2 separate regions of the Homo sapiens genome follow, and region 1 is linked to region 2. The links are chromatin loops, found by intact Hi-C in ENCODE. Cell type or tissue: endothelial cell of umbilical vein. All regions are shown on one strand.

Region 1 (8,000 bases), 380 kb before region 2:
AATTTTATCCTGAATGTGGCCATTTACACCTAAAGTCAAGTAGAGTGATGTTAGTTTCATGTGCCAACAAATAGTCCAGACCAATCTGTTAAACTAATTTGACATAAAAAAGCTGTTAAATAAACATTTAAGTATTTATATGTGTATATGTACATATAAACATATACATATAAAATCAACACTTTTTTTAAAGTAAAACCAGGAGTTGAATCCAGTTTCTTTCTCCACCATTGCAAGGCTCTGTTGCAGTGGTCCCTATAGCTTGCTATGGCCTCCTTTGAATAAAGGCTGCTCTAAAAAAAAAAAGAAGAAGAAGAAGCAAAATCAGCATAGGAATTCTTTTACACATGTCAAATATCCATATACTGTAATACCTTACCAGGGACTGTCGTGGAATAGATCCACTGATGTCAGATGGTGATTAAAGAGCACTCATTCCACTGGATTCTTTTTAAATCAATGGATTCCTGCTGCATGTTAGCTTAAAAAGGTATTTTCCAACAACAAAAACTAAGGATAAGCAGTCCACGATGACTCTAGAACAACTTTGGTGGGAACCCCTACAGAATGTCTCCTTTGAGGAGAGCCGTATTTGGATGGATCTTCTGAGAGCAAAGTTAACTGAAAAGTATGTTTTTGGATAGAGGAAGTAAGATGGGACTGATTGGGGTGTTCTCCACTTACATATCAAATACAGTGCTTTTTATTTTAATAAATATTTAATAATCTTTAAATGTTTAATAATATTTGTCTTAATACTCCTTAATACAGTGCTTTTAATTTTATGTATATAGTTTTTCAACTAAAATGTATTGACTAGTTTCACATCCCAGGCATTCTGTGAGGCACTGGGGATAGTGACCGTCCTCAGGAAGGCTTCACACGAGTGCTGTCAGAAACAAGAATACCTAATCACAAGAGAGGAGGAGAGCTGGCTGAAAAACAATAAAAGCTTAGCTACAAGGAGCAATAACAGTACACAGAAGGGGACCTAACCGAGTCACGGGAGTTTGGAAAAGGCTTCTTGGAGCCGGGCTATAAGATTTACTAAAGTTGATGCCAATAAGATCATCACTGTGATCAACAATTTAAAAACATGCTTAGCTGCTGTTTAAATCATCTCTTAGTTCTTGAGAAAAAAAATAATACAAAACAAATAAAACACGTCTTCTTACCATCAGGAAAAAGGAGATTTGTCATACTTATGGTAGCAGGTGGGCATGCATCCAATTCATCTGACAGTAATATCAATTTATATATAAATAAGCTAAAAAGAAGAAGGTTAAAGTTATACAATCCTATTTTATGCCACGCAAAATAAGAATTTGCTCTGTCCACAGATCCATGTGATCTACCTTGATATGGCATTGTCATTAGGATGCAAACTGTGTCTAAGCAGTGAGTGGTATTTATAACCAGCTCATCTAGCTTGCATCATAGAACACTCCAGTTTAGGAAAACAAAGGCTGATGAAAAATCAGTGAGGGCTGCCAGAAGTTCTGTGTTGTAATTGTTGTCTTGACAATGGTGGTGATTAGTAATTGAACACCTGGGCCTAAAATCTAAGCTTGGACTAGTTTACAACTCATGGAAAATAGGTGATTAGGAGATCTATTTCTGTAATTGTTTGAGAGGAAATCCCTTGCAGAGTTTTAAAGAGATGTTTGCAGGGACTAGAATTGTAAAGCTAATTAGAGTAGAGAGTCTGCTAAGGAGAAGAGCCTCCCTTCCACTCAGTAGCTTTGAAAGAGTCTAGTTCTCAAAATTCTCAAAAAATTTCTTAAAGAATGGTTCATGGGCCAGGCGTGGTGGCTCACGCCTGTAATCCCAGCACTTTGGGAGGCCGAGGCAGGCAGATCATGAGGTCAGGAGATCAAGACCATCCTGGCTAACACGGTGAAACCCTGTCTCTACTAAAAATACAAAAAATTAGCCGGGCGTGGTGGCATGTGCCTGTAGTCCCAGCTACTCCGGAGGCTGAGGCAGGAGAATGGCATGAACCCGGGAGGCGGAGCTTGCAGTGAGCCGAGATCACACTACACTCCAGCCTGGGCGACAGAGCGAGACTCCGTCTCAAAAAAAAAAAAAAAAAAAAAAAAAGAATGGTTCATGGGCACCTGCATTAGAATCACCTAGAGTTCTTATTAAAAATGAGTTTCCTCTCCTACCATTGAATCACACTCTCTGCAGGGCAGGACCGAAGTATCTTCATTTGCAGCAAGCTATCTGCGTGACACTAAGTACATGAGGGTTTAGGGGCTATAAACAGTCCTAGCAAAAATGGAGAATCTTCTGGAGGCTTTTTCAGCCTTCGCTGAAACTGAGATGTCCTGGAATCTGGGGAGCAATCATTGCAGGCACCGCAAGTGTAGTAAAACAGCTTCTCCAGGCATGAGTGAAATTTGGACTTTCGTGATTTCTTTTGCAAAAGCCATACAATCTGAATTTTCCAGTCTGAATTCATGGGGGAGTTGACACAGCCCATACACTTCTACTGAGATTTATTACTACACTGGAATTTTTCAAACAGAAAAGTTGACATATCACAGACAGACATTTACTTCTTTAACTATTTGTTAAACTGCATATTGCACATATTGCAATATAAGTCTTGGATTGCAGAAGCAGAAAAAAGTAAAGCCATGAATATTAACCTAATATATTTCTGCCTAATACAGGCAAATAATATGTTCTTGTAGTGATTGATTTACTTACTTTACAATGATGTGGGAATTAGAACCTTTCTTTAAGGCTTATGCTATTGATAATTTCAGGATTATAGTGCCTCAAGAGGAATAAAGTACTTGGGTAAAGCCTCTTTTATCAGCTAGCATCTTTCTAAGTTTTATTGAATGGGGCCTCATTTTAAGAAATTTAGAGTTTGGGTCTCTATATATAGCCCTTTTCTTCTTCTCTACACTTTTTCTGATTTTTCATCTTTTAATTCAGAAAGTTAAGTTTTCATGTTTCATGTTTTCCAATGGCTGAATTTCAAACTCTTTTCAATTTTGGTTGGCTTATTAGTTATGGAGAAAAGTTAGAATTGAATAAATCTTAAATTTTTAAAAATATATTTACTCTACTATACTGGTTGCCAATAAAATGATCATTATTACTGTTTCCTATTTGCAACATTAAAAAATTACATGTTATTTTTATAGGGTGTGAGAGTTTTCTTTTTTTTTAAGAAAAATGGCACACACAAAAAATATTGCTGGTAACAAGGCACATCTTTTTGATAAAACAGTGTACCACTGCCGAATTTATTCTTTGATGACAAAGGATTACAGGAGACTTATCTGTCTTCTGTAGGGAAATAGTCAAGTATCATAAGTAGCGAAAGACAATTTATTTTCTATAGCCCGATTGAGTGAGGCACAACCTGAGCATTTGGGAGGTTGGTGCATATTTTGTTGAGTAATCAAGTTTAATGCATTACGATTTGATATTCTAGATGCAGTACTTTCTTAAAGACCTGAAGCGACTCTGTCACTTCAAACACATATTGACTTAGATGAATTGTCTTTCCAAAATAAAGAGAAAAGCAGTTTTTGTAGTTTGCAGTGTATTAAATAATAGCCAGTTGATGACTACAACTTAATTTAGGGGGATTATTTTCAATGGCAGCTCTCCCATCTTCTTTCTAAATCAACATTCTATTTTCTGTTATGAGGCTCACTACTCTATTTTCAGCCAAAATAATGTTAATAGATTTAATGCAAAAGCAGTCACAGTATATATCTTTTTATCCAGAATGAGCTAATATTAACAGGCTTTTATTATGATATCCTTGTTAATTGACAGTAGCCATATAATGAATACACAGGTGACCAAAATTGAAAGAGAGTAAGTTATGAAATGCACTAAGACTAGAACTTTACACATATTGGAGCAGGACGAGCTGCAGACAAAACCCCTCAGACACCGAGTTAAAGAAGGAAGGGCTTTATTATTCAGCCGGGAGCATCGTCAAGACTCATGTTGCAAAAACCCAGCTCCCTGAGTGAGCAATTCCTGTCCTTCTTAAGGGCTTACAACTCTAAGGGGGACCGCATGAGAGGGTCGTGATCAATTGAGCAAGCAGGGGGTACGTGACTGGGGGCTGCATGCACCAGTAATTAGAACGGAACAGAACAGGACAGGGATTTTCACAGTGCTTTTCCATACACTGTCTGTAATCTATAGATAACATAACCGATTAGGTCAGGAGTCCATCTTTAACTACCAGGCCCAGGGTGTGGCCCCGGGCTGCCTGCTTGTGGATTTCATTTCTGCCTTTTAGTTTTTCCTTCTTTGGAGGCAGAAATTGGGCATAAGACAATATGAGGAGTGGTCTCCTCCCTTAATATGACACTTTTTAAAATGATTTGGAAGGTACTAAAATCTTTTTTTTGGGAAGCAAACAAGACATTAATTTTCACTTATCTATTTAGGGAAAAGCAGAATAAAATGCACAAAAAATTCAGTGGCCTTTTGTGCATGTCTTGATTCTTAAACAATGGGGGTCTACGGTATTTGCTGGAAAATAAAGAGATGCTTGATATGAAACATATTTAAGGCCATTTCTATAAATTTATAGGTCATATTAATTTTTTGGTTATTTTTGACCTTCACAGATACACCGAGGAGTTAAAGGATTTGTCCGAGACCTTCAAGGTAACCCAATTGCGAATGCCACCATCTCCGTGGAAGGAATAGACCACGATGTTACATCCGGTGGGTCTTTGCCACAATTGGAGGCTCTACGTTATGTACAAGAGCATAATTACTAATTATCATAATTATAAGTCTTATGTTCTTCTAAGCAAAACAAATAGCTCGTATCTCTACAGCGTTTCTCAGCTTTGATCTGGTGAAGTTTCCTTTGTGGGCTCAGGTCAGGCGGAGTGAGTGGAGCCCAGGGCGGCTGCTGCGTTAGAAATCCGGGTGCAGCAGATGGCGCCCTTTCCTCAGCTATCTCGCCCCAGAGCTGGGAGGTGGTGCCACAGGCTGCCGATTCTTCGCGGTTCTTCAGGCAAAGGAAAAGGAGCTGCTGGAGTTAAAATACCAGTGACTTTCTAGTCTCTGTTAAGAAGTGCTAACGAGCTGCGAATGGGGAGACCGAAGGAGGGAGCGGAAAGAGGAGGAAGGAAGAAAACTGCTGCGGGTTGTGTGTCTAAAAATTCTCACACAGTTTTTCATTTAATCCGTATAATAAATCCGCAGGGATTCAAGGTTAAACAAGAGTTTATAGGATTGAGGTGCGATGTTAGTGACTTCCAGGTTTTGAGCTCCATTTCCATTTCCCCAGTTTGAGGAAAATGATGCATTTTTCTGGCAAGTCTACCTACTCGCATTAATAAACATTGATCCAGGTCATTTTAGTTTGTCATTTGTTGGGATCTTTTCAATAATGACAACTTTTTCTTTTTAGCTGTAAACTCTTTACAATTTTTTTTAGACTTTGTGACAATTAACCTTTAACTTATGTCCCAAACCACTCTGTACCATCAACTCTTTCTTAACCTTCACATTTATAGCTTGGATTAAAAAAAAATCTTTAACATTTGTCCTCTAAAACTCCATTCATTCTTCATGTATCAACAGCCCACTAGGTGCCAGCCAGTATGCCAGAATCTGTGCCAAGATGTCAGCCCATGTAGCCCCTTAGCCCTTAGCTGAGAGGGTGAAACCCAGCGTTAGTATCCCTGCCACAAGAAACCTGTTAGCCCTAATATGTCATACAAATATTTTATTTTCTCTACATTCCATGATGTGAAATGTTTAGGAAAATCTAACCTAGGGAATAAACACGTGGGAAGAAATTAAATCAGAGGAGGGGCTCTAGAATACTCCAGCTTTTCAGGGACAAGGTGATAATAAGAAGGAACCAGCAATAGAACTGACGGTAGAAAATGAAGTGTGTTGTACTGAAGGTAGAAAATGAAGTGTGTTGTCCTGGAGGCTTTGAAGTGCTTCAAGAAGAAGGGAGTGAAAAAGCGTTAATTAAGATGAACCTTGTGAATGAATCCTTGGATTTAGCAGTTCAGAGGATCTTGAAAAAATCTGTTCAATGGAGTGAATGGTGGGATCCTGATTGGACTGGGTCCAAGACAGAATAAGAAAAGAACCATTCTGAGATTGAGAACATGAACAAACCTTTCCAGAAATTTTGCTATAAAGCAAAAAGACAATTGAGGCACTAGCTGCAAGGAGATGTAGATTTAGAGGTAGATTTGATGATACGGTGATGGGGGCTTAATTTTTTTGACTGTACCTATTTTTGCAATGAAATAAGATGTAAAGTAACAACTGGGAGGTTGAACAGGATGTGTAGGGGTGTTAGGAAAAAGGAGAAGGTGTGAAGTGTCTACGAAAACCTTGCTCTTCAAAGTGTGGCCTCTGCTCGCAACCTTAGCATTGCCCTGGGGCTGGTCAGGAATGCAGAACCTGGGAGCTGGAATCAGATTTTTCATTTTACCAAGTTCCCAGGTTTGCACCCAAGTTTGAAAATCACTGACTTAGGTAAATGGGAGATTGAATGGACTAGGGTGCCCAGTGTATTCTAAGTCTTTAGAAATCTAAATTTCTAACTAGGACCTCAGAGATCCTACAAGGGCTACCTTTGGCCCACACTCTGTGAAGATTCTCTGACCAGCAGGTCTTCACCTGGCAAGAATCAAAACATGATGGCTGTATGTTCTGACCCTGCTGCTTGGGGAATTCATCTGTCTTTTTACCTGTGTTGCTCCTGATGTGATTAGAAGATCTATGATCGTACGAGGTTTATTAGACAATTTAACATTGATATCTATAAAGTAGCTATAAGAAATGAAGCCTGTAAAGAGAGTTTCACACCCTATTCAATAAAATTTCATTAAATTCCCTATATATTTACTTTAAAAATCGAGAATCAAAAAAGGTGAACTGAGCTAGACTGGGTATTCCTTAGATGGCATAATTATGCATTGTGTAATTCTGCATATTTCATGTGCTTTGTGATTTGATATTCTGCCTTCCTACAGCAAAGGATGGTGATTACTGGAGATTGCTTATACCTGGAAACTATAAACTTACAGCCTCAGCTCCAGGCTATCTGGCAATAACAAAGAAAGTGGCAGTTCCTTACAGCCCTGCTGCTGGGGTAAGTAATCATAATAATAGCCAAACGCTATAATAATAATTAAGCATTTATCATTGTCAGGCATACTGAAGTGATTTATATTTAATCTTCGTACTAGCCCTATGAGGTAGGCAACATTGTTATCTCAACTTAACAGATGAGAAAACTGAGGCTTAGCAAAGTTAATATGAAGCTCTATTACCATTTCTCAGTTTTTGAAGAGATTTACAAGAAAATGAAATAAAACTTTAAAAAATTAAATTTTTATTTGCTAACCTTGATTTCCATCTCAATGGGATTATGTTTCATTTGCCTTTTTATCTTTAGCACCTAGCGCAGTGCCTTTCTCAATAAGTATTTGAAAAAAAAATGATGCATATAAGAAAATTTTAGGTGGTAACCAAACACTTATTTAGCATATTTTATGTGCAAGGCTCTCTGTGCTAAGTAGTATCAAAAACCATATCTTATTTAAGTAGATCTCATTTGTTTGTTAGGAAGGTGATGGTGATAAGACCAAAACTTCTCTTAGAGCAGAATTTTACTACTACCTTTGTATTATATGCCTGGGACCGTGGGAATACCTGTAGGATTTCTTGAAAGTCTAAAAAGCTTACTTGAAAAGAATTTATTATTATTTTTGTTTATGTACCCAAAACTTGGAGTATAAATGCTTGATTTATGCAAACAAAATATCTTGAGTTTTTAACTGGTATATGGTTTTGATTGTGTGCATGTATGTCTACATTGGGCTGTATATGTATTAAAATCAAGAGGTATATTTGGGTAACTGAAACCTGGAAAAAATGGCCCTGGGAACAAGTTGTAAAGGTTCAACTATTTTGATCCTTTGTCTTTCTGGCATGTGTTAGTGCAAGGATATAGTCAGTGTAATCAC
Region 2 (8,000 bases):
GGAATTTTTCAAAGAAAATTATCCTAGTTTTATTTAATCTGTAGCCAGATTTGTGTGTGTGTGTGTGTGTGTGTGTGTGTGTGTGTGCATGCTGAATTTCTTGCCTGCCAGTGGAAAAACTATGTATAGATTTTGCCGATCACTAGAAAAATACCAATTAATAATAATAACCAACTTTTTTAATGTTGCTAGCTTACATCTGCTAGGGAGTACATTGCATGCATAATTTTATCTAGTTCTCAGTTTAACCCTATTAGGTATTTCATTTCTGTTTCAAAAACCAGGAGAGTGTAGCTAGGGAAGTAACTTGCTCAAGGCAAGATAGCTACTAAATGGGAAAGTGAGTATTAAGTCTGTGTTTTCTGTGGCTGAATTCTGTGCTCTTAACCGATTTGTTCATTGCTTCTCTCCAGCATCACTTTGAGTAAGTTATTCTGCTTTAGGTCAAGTGAAGAAAGAGAAGCTTCTTTTCAAATAATGTAGTTAGAGGGACTGGAAATAATTTGACTTTTTAGAACTCACTTAAAATGATAATAATAACAGTTACCAAAAGTTCTTATGTACTAGGAACTAGTATACACATAGTTTCTATATATGAGGAACTATAAAAAATATCACATATATTAATTAACTTATTCTTTGTAACAACTCTATGAAATATCACTATCCCTAAAATTATCTGCGTTTTATGAATGAGAAAACTGAGGACACTTGAGGTTACAAAAGCAGGTACAAAGTTACCAAGCTAGGAAGTAGAGAGCTGGAAATTGCACTGAGGGACTGTTTCCAAGCTCTATACTCTTGTGCCTCCTTAACTAGGTGTTCAGGGTACAACAGTGAGGATTCAGTAAAGGAGCAGAGGTTACATAATTGGAAACCTACTAGTGGACTCAAGCCTTTGAGTCCCATTAGGTTGGAAATAAGAAGACCTCCTTCTTATTCCATTCCACTGCCCCCATTTCACTTTGGCCAAGCTGTTGCCCAAAGGAAGAATGCAATCATTTCTGGATGTCATTAAGCAATTATATATGTTTTTTTAATACACAAGTCAGTGGATATTCTGAAGAGTGATACAGCAAGTGATGCCTAAAACAGCAAACAAATCCAAAGTGCCAACAATGAATACATGCAGCTTCCCCGTCCAGACTCAGACCTTTTGTATTGAAGGACTGGAAGTGAAAATGACTGATAAGCAGGTACGAGAAGGAAGCAACTGTGGGACAGGTGTGATGGAGGAGGCAAATGGCAGGAACCCACAGGCAGTGTGGTGTAGCAGAGGACGGGAGCTGAACTAGATCAGTGTTTATCAAACATTAGTCAACCTTCACCTGCTACCTTCATCACTGGCTTAATTTCACAAAGCAAGTGCCTTGGTTTTTAGCTTAAGCATGATTGTAAGAACTATATATGCAATGGCAAATTTAATAACTATTTTTTTCTGATACATATACACATCTATATGTAGTTTATTACTACATTACCTAAAATCACTTCATGTACTCTCAGCAATTTAAGTACCACACTTTGGGACACTGAACTCTACTATTAGGAGATGCCATGTAGAACTGAAAGAAAGCTCATGAAATAAAGCTGTATCTATCCAGTAGAGGGTCACATCAGAATGGGGTGAAAATAAGAGTTAAATGGTCTGGAGTAGCTAAAAGCCATAAAAACAAAGGACATCTCTGTTCCCCACAGTGAGGGCCAGTGAGGGCATGGTAGAGAGAAAGACTAGTACAGTAAACTATTAAAGAATAACCAGAGATTCTGTTTAGGGGCCCCTATTCAGATTATAATCCGGAATCCATTGCAGAAGGAAAGCTCCTTTTATCCCCTGGGTATTTTTTTTCACAAGGGACAAAAGGGAAATATATTCATTCATGTATTACTTGGTCTTATAACACAAAAAGATCACATCTAGCTTTGCACAAATCTAGATTAGAAAGAGTACATGTCTAATTGATATTTTCTACAAGGGAAATTTATTTTAATTGGTATTTCCAACGTGATATACTAATTGGCATAGAGCTTGCCTTTTGCAGCACTCTTGGTTGGCTTCATTCCCTATTATTGCTGAGAGTGATGGGGTCCTGTTGTAGGTGGCAATGGTGATCAAGAGAGCTTGTCAGCTAGAAGCCAGGGCAACATCAGCACATGTCTTACTAAGGGAATCAATTTCTCCTTTTTGTCTTTCTGAGGAGATTGAATTCACGTACTGCGTGTCTGCAGCTATACTATGACACAGCAATCAACTCCTTGCTCACATACATATTCTTGCAAATTTATGTTTCTTTCATGGACAAGGAAAAATCTATTTTTAGTTTGTAATCATAACAACTATAGAGACAAAATTAGTTTAAAAAAATGAAGTTTCTTATTACAACCTAGAGTTAGATTTAATATTTAAAAATAAATCAGGGATTAAGCCTGGGTATTGTGATGTAGGTATTCTCTGCAAGTATATTAGCTGTAAAGAAACATTCCTGTATTTTGACTTGAAGTTCTACTATGAAAATCATTCTAACTCTCTGGACTACAAATTCATAAAATTATAAAACCAAATAATGAAACACATGTTAAAAGTAATAGGTGTCATTATACATAATGAAGCTATTATCCCTATACAGTACTTTTTTTCCCAGAACAAATGAATAAAACATATTTATTCCTGCAAAGTAAGTGATGTTTAGGCAAACCACAGGTAAAACTTCTTGCAAATTTACACATGATAAAATAGTCTAAGGAGATGTTTGCAGGCATTTAGATTAACAAGGGACATTTTTAAGGTTTGGGATAGGGAATGGGAACACTGTCAGCAGCTCAAGAGCAGGAATCCTCTAGATGACATATGCATTCTCTAGGCTTTCAGATGGGCTAAGCAGGACATATTCTTGTTGAGCTCTGCACTAGGGCAACACTATTATTAATTATGCAAACTTTTTTTTTTTTGGATGGGTAAGAGAATTTGAGAATGACTCAGCAAGAGATTTCAAAATCAAACGCCTCTACCTGCTTATTGAACATGTTCTTTTTAAAAATCTACTTCTGCTCTGTATCCTGGGCATTAAAAGCTTAAGATCTATGGAAGGGAAGCTCCATCATTGCAGTGGCCTCTGAGAAAGACCCAGTTTTGCAAAGAACACTTGGTCAGTTCAGTTCCACCTAGCCTTCCTATACTTTTAGTTTAAGTTGAAAATACTTGGTACTTTTTCAAGATTGGCTTCTTACTTTTCTCTAACAAACATGAATAAAACCTAGTAAAATCTCCAAACCAAAGATGACTTTATCTGTCAAAGTTGTGTGTGTGTGTGTGTGTGTGTGTGTGTGTGTGTGTGTGTGTTTACCTTCATACATTCCTCTAGATGATAACTTGGATAGGGGGAACACTAGTCAAATAATATGTAAGGCTTTTTTTTTTTTTACAAGTCCTTGCTAAAGTGACAGTTTTAAAGATTTAGTTGGAAAAGGAAAGCTCCCAATCACCAGTCCCTTGGAAGCTTGTTGGGGGAGAAGTCATCTCACCTATTTTGGAAACTACTTGCAGATGTGGGGAAACCTCGGAATTGCTCACAACAGGGGTTTTACAGAGATTTCCTCTGATTTTTTTCCTCCCCAATTTCCCACAACCTGTGTTTGTCTTGAGTCTGCTCGGCTGACATGTGGTTTACCTCGCTGACCCTCCTGCCAGGTTTTACACCCTCTCCTCTGAAGAAGTAAAACATTACTGAAGCCGAAGGATACTGAGCAACTCTGCTCATGGGCGCCAGAACTGTCACAGAAAATTTGCTTCCCGAGTATTCCATCCAGCTTCCCTTCCTGCGCCCACGTGAGCCATAGCGCCAGCCCATCGGCAAGGTCTCAGCGTTTCCTGCTGCTGCAATCTGTAACTCGATTTTGGATTTTTTTTTTAATTGCAGTTCTGAGGATCTTAGTTCTTAGCAAAACTTTGTTGGTTAGGAGACCAACAGTAGTCTGTTTATTTTCTTACCAAAATCGTGAAGACTCGCACACTTTTCCTCCATTCCTGCGCTGCTCTAAGGTTAAACAGCAGCAAAGGAAAGAAATACACACTCGCTGTTTATTTGGGGGGAGGGGAAATATGGATTTGCAGCTAAGTTATCACGATCCTTCGCTCCACCCCCGGTCTGGCACTCTCAACTGACACGTACATCATCTATTAATTGCTGTTTGCGTACACAGATACATAATATATTCATTTTTATCTTTGGTAAAATATAAATGGAATTGTCAGCGCGCTCCTGTCTGTTTGTTTGTCTAAGGCTATCAAAAGAAGTCAAGAGAGGAGGCTGTGGTCCGGATCCTGACCCTGATTGTATGAATAAGTAAGCAGGATGCAAGTGATTGGGTTAGATGGTGCGAATATTTTTTTTTTTCAAGTTAGGAAGAGGGTAAAAAGACAGGCTGGCGGGGGGAAGGCAAACAGTGCATCCCCAAATCCTCACACTTTTGCTCTCTTGCAGTCAGTTGCTTTGCTGGCTTCTGCAGGCTTTTAAGGTCTCGCGGCGTAGAAATGCCTGGCCCCCACCCCCTTCCTCGGTCTCCCCTTTCAATTCAGATGTGCTGATGTGCAGACCGGATTCATCTTCTCGGAGCTGCGGCGGCGGCTTTGGGCTCAGGCGGCGGCGGCTCGCGCTCGGCCGCGGAGTCCTGGCAGCAGCGGGGACGCGGCGCGGGAGTCCGAGCTCTGGTGGCAGCTGAGCCCGCGGGGCGCCGCTCGCCGAGCCGCGGCCGCGGGAAGTTCGGCAGCCAGAAGGACGACCTGGCAGGCTGCGAGCGCCAGCGCCGCCAGAGCCGAGTTTGCCTGCGCCCTCCCCGCCTCCGAGTGCAGAGTTCCTTACCTGCCCTCCGCCCACCCGTGGGCCCCTAGCCAACTTCTCCCTGCGACTGGGGGTAACAGGCAGTGCTTGCCCTCTCTACTGTCCCGGCGGCATCCACATGTTTCCGGACACCTGAGCACCCCGGTCCCGCCGAGGAGCCTCCGGGTGGGGAGAAGAGCACCGGTGCCCCTAGCCCCGCACATCAGCGCGGACCGCGGCTGCCTAACCTCTGGGTCCCGTCCCCTCCTTTTCCTCCGGGGGAGGAGGATGGGGTTGGGAACGCTTTCCCCGAGGATGCTCGTGTGGCTGGTGGCCTCGGGGATTGTTTTCTACGGGGAGCTATGGGTCTGCGCTGGCCTCGATTATGATTACACTTTTGATGGGAACGAAGAGGATAAAACAGAGACTATAGATTACAAGGACCCGTGTAAAGCCGGTAAGTGGCTCTCCAGGTTGGGACGGTGGCGCGCCGGGGGCCGCTGCGCTGGGTTTCCCATGGGTGGCGGTGGGAGCTCACCTGTTTCCTTCCCTCCCGCGTCAGCCCCTCCGCCGCCCCTCCTTCTCTCCCCCTCCTTTTCCTTCCCTTCCCCACCCGCAAGTGGCAGCCGCTGCGGCCCCAGTTGACTAGAGTTCTGTGCCAGTGGGATCCACTGCCAAGCTCCCATCTCCCAGTTTGGGAATAAGGTCCTAGAGTTTCTGATCCCTCTCCCCTCCCCCAGCAAAACGAAACAAGTCGTAAATATAGCTTGCTGCTGTAGGTTTTAAATTCCAACACTCAGCGGGCTTTATGCATATGGAAGGGACACCGTCTTCTTTCCCCTCTCCCCCAGGGCGCGGTTTCCCAGCGCTTGTTCGAGAGCGAGTTGGCAGGGTTCCCCAAAAGATACAGGAGGATGGCATTGCTACCTGGAGACACCTTGGCTCCCTCTTTTACCAGGAATTTCAAGTGTGGGTTCCAGGCTAGAAAGGGATTGTGACAATCTCGGAAGAACTCACTTCTAGATGGGATTCTGATGCATTTGCCCATTTAAAATAAACTGAAAAGAAAAATGTTTTTAAGTTGCTACCCCATTCAAATTTGTGTCTTCCTTCCAGCTAACACCCCAGGGAAATGCAGTCGGACCGGCACTGCCTGAAGCTCAGCTTCTTGCCTCGCAGGGTCCCTGAATGTCCCAGGTCCTTCCCCTCCCTTCTACGCCTCTGGCGCCGCTGCCAGCCTCTCGCGCGCGCGGGGCGGCGCTTCCCTCTCGCCGCCTAAGGTCGGAGGCGCACGTGCCCGGGGCCGCTACCACGTGAGCGCAGCGCCTGAGGGCGCCCAGCACTGGCCGCGGCTCGTGTCCGGGCTTCGGGAGCTCCTGGTTCCTTGCTCTATTGGGCTGTGGCTGAGGTGATCCGCGCTCAGTGTGGACGCACAAGTAACTTCGTAAAGGTTGCATGGTGGTTGGGGCTAACCTAGCAGAGCGGTTTGTAAGCGGAAGGCACGTTAGGTTCCATCCCAAGAGGTGTGGGCTTTAGCGAAGCGCAGAGGAAGGGAGTGGACAAAGTCAAATATATCTAGGGTTCTGCAGATTCCGTGCGGGGTTGCTCTGTGACTAGCTTTTCTTCCCTTCCATAACTAGATAAGCATTATTCACCCTCTCTTGGGCCTGGAGGAAGGAGAGGTGTACACAATGAAGAAAAATGCTGGAAATTCCCTAGTTAATTTTTACCTTTGATGACCCATTGTTCTGACAAAAAGGGTATGTGTGTTGTGTTCACATTATCACATCTTTCTCGGTGCATCCTTAAATGCAGGTACTTATTTAAAAGCCAGAGTAGCTTAGCAGGAGCCTGTTAGGCTGGAACTCAGAATTCTGATTTAATTCAGTTTTGCTGATGAATTCCCTGCTGTCACTTTTAATAACTGTATCTATTTTCCCACTGAAAGTTTCTTGGGCCACCCCGGATGGTTTGGACAAGGAGATGCTGATTGCTGTGGTGGGTGACTAGTGGCTGGGCATTCAGAATCTGTTCTCTGCAACTCCTTAAATGTACTTTTTGCTAAGAAATTTCTTTTGAATAATGTTGTAACTTGCTGAAAATTGTGCGTTTTCTTGTTTGTGGTAAGGTAGAGATGAAGTACATTATTTCAAAAGATTGTCTAGGAAAACATCTACTTTGATACCCTGTTCTGTGAAAGATTCAAGCAGATAAGTATTTGCACCATGTGTATTGAAACACACCTCAGACATTAGTGTTTAGTTTCCTCAGCAAATAAACATCTAGGCAAGGAAAAAAAAAAACTTTAATAGCATTTACTTTTTGTTTCCCCTTTGATGCTGGTTTATTTTTGAATATAGCTGTTGAAAATAAAGCAACAATAAAACCAACGTTGAATGGATTATTACCCTAATCTTATTTCTTCTCTGTTTTTGAGAAGAGGCATACCAGTGCACACCTGTGTGTGTGTTCACACGCATGCATGTGTGTGTGTAATGAGAGGGAAATAAGAATGGCCTAAGTGGAGGGCTAAGAAGTATGCACAGAATGTGAATCCCTTTTAAAATTATCTACCCTGCTTTTGAATTTAGGCTTCAATTTACCATCTTGGCTCAATACAGGCAAAATTTTAGTGCCTCCTTTTTACCACTGGGAAAGTCAAATCAAAGTTCCAATAACAGAAAAAAAATGAAATACTACATTGAAATCCCAAGCAAGAGTCAAAAAAAAAAATCACTGAAATAAGGAAGATGGGGACGGGTCTGTGAAAGAAAGCCATGCAAAAGCAAAAGAGAAGGTACTTTCCAGACACTTGGGGCATCTTTGATCTGCCCTTTCCAAATAACAGATTGGAGGGCATGGCCCATGAAATAAAAGGCCCTTTCTGAGCTCCTCTAATAGGGTCTTCATATTCCTCAAAGTACACAGAGGCTTGATATCACAATGACAATCATGGCTTCGTGGTTTTAAAGCACTTTTGAGTGTTGGTGTTCACAACAGCTCAATATGGTAGAGTTTGTTACTCTTCCCATTTTACAGATAGGAAAGCAGAGGCCCAGTGAGGTTACATGTCTTCATTAAGATTATTCAGAACTCAATTCCAAGTTTCCTGGCTGCAAGTCTGGCTGTATTTGACAATTACACTGCATTCTTAGTTGGCCTTTTGGAGGCTTTCATTGAGAT

What was found. Hi-C counts contacts between places; a loop is a spot of excess contacts. Peaks named below come from ENCODE experiments on the same cell type or tissue, not always from the same donor. Only the 100,000 strongest peaks of a DNase experiment are listed, where the experiment ranks them.
Region 1: it touches region 2 in a loop (3-fold over the local background); 3 of 110 quality-filtered maps call a loop at or near these places.

The regions. Positions count from the first base shown.
Region 1 is chr4:165,488,555-165,496,554 of GRCh38, forward strand. It overlaps CPE (carboxypeptidase E), which reads left to right. Exons shown (of 9, transcript NM_001873.4): 7 at 4,617-4,716; 8 at 7,005-7,123. Among named protein-coding and RNA genes, the nearest start is that of MIR578, 110 kb to the left of the region's middle. RefSeq lists a silencer at 4,848-5,017. In endothelial cell of umbilical vein, a CTCF peak has its summit at 4,920 (motif pointing right); DNase peaks (open chromatin) are centred at 1,377 and 4,957.
Region 2 is chr4:165,868,800-165,876,799 of GRCh38, forward strand. It overlaps TLL1 (tolloid like 1), which reads left to right and starts at 4,438. Exons shown (of 21, transcript NM_012464.5): 1 at 4,438-5,274. The coding sequence starts at 5,106. In endothelial cell of umbilical vein, no CTCF peak of the experiment used is centred here; DNase peaks (open chromatin) are centred at 3,862, 3,982, 4,342 and 4,402; H3K4me3 peaks cover 2,799 bases; H3K27ac peaks cover 349 bases; H3K27me3 peaks cover 168 bases.